2 separate regions of the Homo sapiens genome follow, and region 2 is linked to region 1. A link is an interaction called in ENCODE POLR2A ChIA-PET data of the cell type or tissue named here. Cell type or tissue: PC-3. All regions are shown on one strand. Links, peaks and the distances in the headings refer to the core of each region. The heading gives the core; the rest is flanking DNA. Region 1 has its middle 210 kb from the start of NAALADL2. Region 2 overlaps NAALADL2 (N-acetylated alpha-linked acidic dipeptidase like 2).

What was found. ChIA-PET counts read pairs that join two places held together with the same protein. Peaks named below come from ENCODE experiments on the same cell type or tissue, not always from the same donor. Only the 100,000 strongest peaks of a DNase experiment are listed, where the experiment ranks them.
Region 2: POLR2A ChIA-PET joins it to region 1 with 11 read pairs; 2 of 35 experiments call an interaction of 5 or more read pairs at or near these places.

What each region holds. Positions count from the first base shown.
Region 1 is chr3:174,647,277-174,650,212 of GRCh38, reverse strand. It overlaps a transcript of NAALADL2 not described here. Among named protein-coding and RNA genes, the nearest start is that of NAALADL2, 210 kb to the left of the region's middle. In PC-3, for the core only: no CTCF peak of the experiment used is centred there; no DNase peak of the experiment used is centred there.
Region 2 is chr3:174,957,357-174,960,292 of GRCh38, reverse strand. All of the region lies in intron 1 of NAALADL2 (N-acetylated alpha-linked acidic dipeptidase like 2), which reads right to left. Among named protein-coding and RNA genes, the nearest start is that of NAALADL2, 99 kb to the right of the region's middle. In PC-3, for the core only: no CTCF peak of the experiment used is centred there; no DNase peak of the experiment used is centred there; H3K27ac peaks cover 383 bases.

The sequences.
Region 1 (2,936 bases), core at 104-2,603:
GTAGGTTCTTATTAGAAGGTACCTTTGGATTAAGGTTAAAATCTTCTACCCAATCCCTGAACCACATTTCACCATCATCTGAAGGTAAAGTTTATTGCACATGATGAATAAAAAATAAATTTGTTTAAACAAATGTAAAACATTTGTTATCATAGCTATTATTATCTTATTATTGATGACTTGCCACTTATATTGAAATAGCTTTATAAAAGTGGATTTATAAATTTTCCTTCATCTATGTGCTTTCTAATACATCTACTTCTCAAGAGAAGTGCAAGAAATGCTTTGTTGTATGTAAGATAGATATGAGCAATGTCTTGCCACAGAGATATAAAAAGATTTTAATACTCAGCCTAAAACAATGTACTATTTATTACCAAAAGAGATATAAGAAATAGGAACCCTATGTCTCATCTTCAGCTTCCACATGAATTAATTCTGCCACTTGAGAAAAATTAGGCTAGGTTATATTCCATTCATCTGTGTGTATGTATGTATAAAGGAATTTGGGGATGATATATTTCTTTCTGCTGTTCTTTCCCTCTAGCCTATTTCCAATATTAGAAATCATGAAAACTTGTTTTAACTCATTGTATTACTCTCTATGACTTGTCAGAGGGTCCAGAGACTAATCTGATACATAGTCTTAGAAATCAGATGAGCATATATGTAGTTTTCAAATATTGGAAATAGGCTAGAGGAAGAGTATTGAAAATGAAGAGCAAAAATAAAATAAAGAGCAAAGAAATCCTAAATATATGTTATGCATAAGGATGTAATGGAAAAGTATATAATATAAACGTATATATATGTATTTTATATAACTAGAAAATCAGAAAGAAGGACAACTACAAGTATGCTAATCTAATTTCTAAGACTATATATGGAATTCATCTGTGAACTCTCTGACAAGTCATAGAGAGTAATACAATGAGTTAAAACAGGTTTTCAGCTGGGCTTGGTGGCTCATGCCTGTAATCCCAGCACTTTGAGAGGCCGAGGCAGGTGATCTCCTGAGGTCAGGAGTTCAAGACCAGCCTGGCCAACATGGTGAAACCCCATCTCTACTAAAAATACAAAAATTAGCTGGGCTCGGTGGCAGGAGCCTGTAATCCCAGCTACTTGGGAGGCTGAGGCAGGAAAATCATCACTTGAACCTGGGAGGCAGAGGTTGCAGTGAGCCAAGGTAGCACCATTTCCTGGGCGATAAGAGTGAAATTCCAACTCCATCTCAAAACAACAACAACAAAACAAAAACAAAAACAAAACAGGTTCTCCTGATTAGATGCAGTGCAACTCATCAAATGATATAAAACCAACCTCTCTCTCTCAACACATATGTATACATATTGACACATATGTGTTATGTCTACAGATACAGGCATGCAAAAATTAAATATAAATAATTTCAAGCTTTATTATTCATTTAATATAGTCATATTTTCAAAGAGCAAGTACATCTTTCAATAAAAGTAGAGTGTGAAAGCTCTTTGTGGCATCAAGTAATAAAAAATATTAAAATTGTGATTAGAAAATACACAGATTCAGAAAAATCAAGGTTGTGATGAAATATTAAATGTTTAATCTAGTATTATTCTAATTGCCCAAGAATAAGATAGTGCTATACTGGAAACCATAAATAAAGTAACATTTTTCTTTTTAGGGTTGTCTATATAAGGAAGAGTTGTATGGAACCATGAAATATATACTTAGCATAGATTTTTGTTTACAGTAGCCCCCTCCCATATCTGCAGAGGATATGTTCTAAGAACTGCAGTAGATGTCTGATACTGCCAATAGTATCAAACACTATATCTACTAAGTTTTCTCCTATGCATACATAGCTATGACAAAGGTTTGTTTTTTTTTTTTTCTTTTTGGTGGTTGTTGAGGCAGAGTTTCACTCTTGTTGCCCAGGCTGGAGTGCAATGGCGTGATCTCAGCTCACTGCAACCTCTGCCTCCCGGGTTCAAGCGATTCTCTTGTCTCAGCCTCCCAAGGAGCTGGGATTGCACAGTAAGAGATTAACAATAATTATAAAATAGAACAATTATAACAATATACTGTAATAAAAGTTATATGAATGTGGTCTCTCCCTCTGAAAATATTTTATTATACTGTACTTCCCCTTTTTCTTTTTGACCATAGGTAACTGAAACAGTGGACAGTGGGGACTATTGTATTTACACACCCACATAATACCCTTTAACTTTTGTGTAACAGGACTATAGTTTGCATAGGAAAATGCATTTTTAAATACCACCTTCACAGTAAAGTTTTTTTATTTTGCTTCCAACCCTTCCTTTTGTACTGCCTTCTAGAATGTTTTGGAATGAGACTTGTGAGCAAACACTATATGATGTTCTTCTTTGCATTACAGTGCCAAGTGCATGGTTGGCATACAGTATATTTGGTTTAAACAGATGAAAGAAGAAACAGTCAATCAAGGGAGTCAAGTGAAAAAGATTTGTCACTGAATACTTCCTTAGGGTTATAGATCCTGGGTCAATTCTAGAGAAGAGGATTTAGATCTCTGTCACTGCACAACAGCTCTGTGAATAGTCAGGTTCCCCACACCCAGTGTAAATTGGCCATGGCACTGGCTCTCAGATATGTCTTGCTTAGACCATTTATTTCAACTTTTTCAATTAGTTGCCAACATTAAAAACAAAGGCATATCACATAAAATTTAGAATTTGAGATTGTCTCAAAAAATCAAGTCTGGCCACCCTATGCCCAAAGTAGCTCAAACCAAGTTACTTCAAAATCCTGTTGCTCCCTACAGACAAGACATGTCTTCCAGTTCACCACTTCACTCCCCAATGACTTGTGCTCAGTCTTCGCTCATATACATTCATTCCAAAGCCAGTGCAGGCATCTGATTTTATAACTTCTGTTATTCACAAACCAGTTCTAACATTGAGACCAAGTCTCAG
Region 2 (2,936 bases), core at 109-2,608, 310 kb before region 1:
TCTGACATACCCAATAATAGAGCTAAAAAGAACTTCAACAATCTTCTAAGCACCTAATTTTATAGATGAGGATGATGATGACTGGAATAGTTTAGCACCTTATTAAAGTCAACAATAAGGTTAATGTAGAATCTAGACTTTACCACTTATTGCCTGATAGTAAGGCCAGTTCATGCCATTTCTAATAGACCTTGTTAAAACAGCTTCTGCTACTCCAAAGCATTAACTACGGGGTCTGCAGCCAACTTTGCCCCCACAAGACTCCCATCATCATATCTGCAGACCTAAAGTCTATTGCCAGCTGGCCAGGAAACTCACTTAGAGTGAACAGGACCTTTAAGGGACAATTAACTTTAAGAATTCGATACTTTCATATAAGATAAGGACAAATCTTGTCAAAAGCAATGGATGTCAACTCATAAATAAAATAGCACAAGATACTGCTAACAAATCTAAGTGATTGCCTTGCGTATTAAAATGACATAATCTAACTAGAAGATGAGTGCTTAAGCCTGTATTCAGTTAAGTCACTTGGATAAAAGGCATTACTTTGGGCATGTGATAACCGAAATTTAGACTCTTCATTCTCAATGCTTATGCAACCTTACTTTGCCTAGAGATAAGAAATTACTATTTCCCATGCAATAGATACACTTCCAGAAAAACATGTTAATCTTTGCAATTTCTTTGCTTTTCCCAGATCATCATTTAATGAACACATTCACTGTGCATACTTTAGAATCTTTCCCAGGGACCTCACTGATTCCCCTATGTATTGTGCTCAGCAATCTTGTTAAATTTTGTGAACTCACCGCACTAGTGCCCCTCTGTGATATAACTCCTCAGAACAATCACCAATTGTATGTTTCCAGAGCCTGTGGGCAGCAGGCAGCACAATGGCACAAAGTATCTGTTTTGCCAACAAAATAATAATCTCCAAGATTAGGGTCTATTTTTACTTGATTTTAAGGTATGAACAATTCCTATTTTCAGGTTGCCTATACTCTGACATAGCCCCGTGAATAGTTATCCAACAGTTTACCAGTAACATCATGTCAGCTGAGTCCCTAAGAGTGCCAAACAAACATATGCTACCGCAAAAGCAGTTGAAAATTGGCCTGGTTTTTACAAACTAAAACTTGCAGCATTCTAATGTCTCTAAGTACACTACCATAAAACAATGTTTAAGGAACTGTTGTCACAGTTACTCTCAAAGCAGATGTCCACCAAATTCATTTCACAATTTCCTGAATTAGACTTCTCCAGCATCAAAACACCAATAGAAAACTGTTGCGTTAAACTTCAAGAGAACATGCCAACACTTCGGAAATAATTACTTTTTGAATGATAGTTATTACATAAACAATTGATTGCACTGCTAAGTGCTTATAAATGCCTCATAAAACAAACCTAATATAAGCAATCATATTATCTACAAGCAACAACAGATATAATTAAATTTCTTATGACTGTACAAGACAGTCTTTTCCAACTTCGCACTGATTGAATGTAAGCAGTCTAAATATAGAAAGAATTCATCAAGAATTAAAATTTATCACAAATTCAACAAATGTATTAACCTATTTGTAATGTAAGAAGAAAAAATGAAACCAATGTTATGCAAATGTGGCAGTTTTGCTATTTCAACTACATAACTCTCCTTGTGCTGGCACTTGTTTCACGTAGAAGATTCACAAAGAAAAACTAAAACAGAGATTTGAACTGCACGTGTAATCAGTTATTGAATCACTCCACTTAAAATTCAATTTCAATAACTATTGGAGTAATAGAGTATAAACCCTTGGGGATGGATAAAAGTGGTGATGTAACAAACACTGGACTCTCTGGGGAAACAGATGTTATCTTATTATCTGTGCTTCCCATTCCTGACACTTTGGACCACCTACCTGATCTTTTTTCCACTTGGAGACAAAGCCACTCTTTCAATATCTTCATTTACTTATTCAATAAATAGCTATTGGGCATCTAATATAGTCTAAGCATGCTATTACATTTTAGGAATACAAATAGAAATATGGTAAGTTCCCTGCCATATTATATATATAATTGATTATTTATATATATAAATTGATTAGGCAAAGATAGACTTGTAAATAAGTAATTATAATAAAGGAATAAAGAAACTGAAAAAAAAAAAGTCTGGATATTGTTCAATGCTTAAACAGAAAGCAAGCTGTCAGTTCCTTCCGGAGGGGAGGATGGACTATGTTATGGTGAAAGGTTACATGGAAGAGGCGATGCATAGGATGAGTATGTGTTTTTTATCTGTCAGAGAAAGAAAAGATGTCCCAGAGAAAGGAAACTACATTAACAAACTACATTGGCAATGGGGAAAAATGAGTTTGCCAAGGATGATGCAGAGTTTGCAAGTTGAGGCAGGAATTAATTAGACAAAAATGGAATCCTGGTCTTCCTGTTTAGCTCATCCTTCCCCTCTGATCTAATTTAGACACACTGAGCCTCAAAGCTTCTTTATTCAATTCATTGAACTATCTTATTCTCTTGAAAACAGCCAGTAGAATGAACTATGAATCTGTCATCTCTGAGAGTTAATATGCTATTCATTTAAAGATTCTATTCCAAGCCTAAAAATAAATCAAAGAGGCAAATATTACACTGGTCAATGGAATGTTTCTTGGAATGAAATCAACAACTACAAAAAAAAAAAAATTCTCCTACCACAGTTTAAAACTTTTTCTATTGGGTCTTCCTTCTCAGCCTCTAGAAGCTATCCGGGATATACCCCCACAGCTTAGGTTGCTTTGGAATTGTATAACCAGCTCTTTTTAAGTATTAATAACAAAAATACTACTCAAAATCCAATCTAATCAAAATCAAAACAGGTATCTCATATCTCACAAATGATAACAAGCTTGTCACCTTTCTGTAGTTCAGGCCTGGCCTAGGCTAACTAG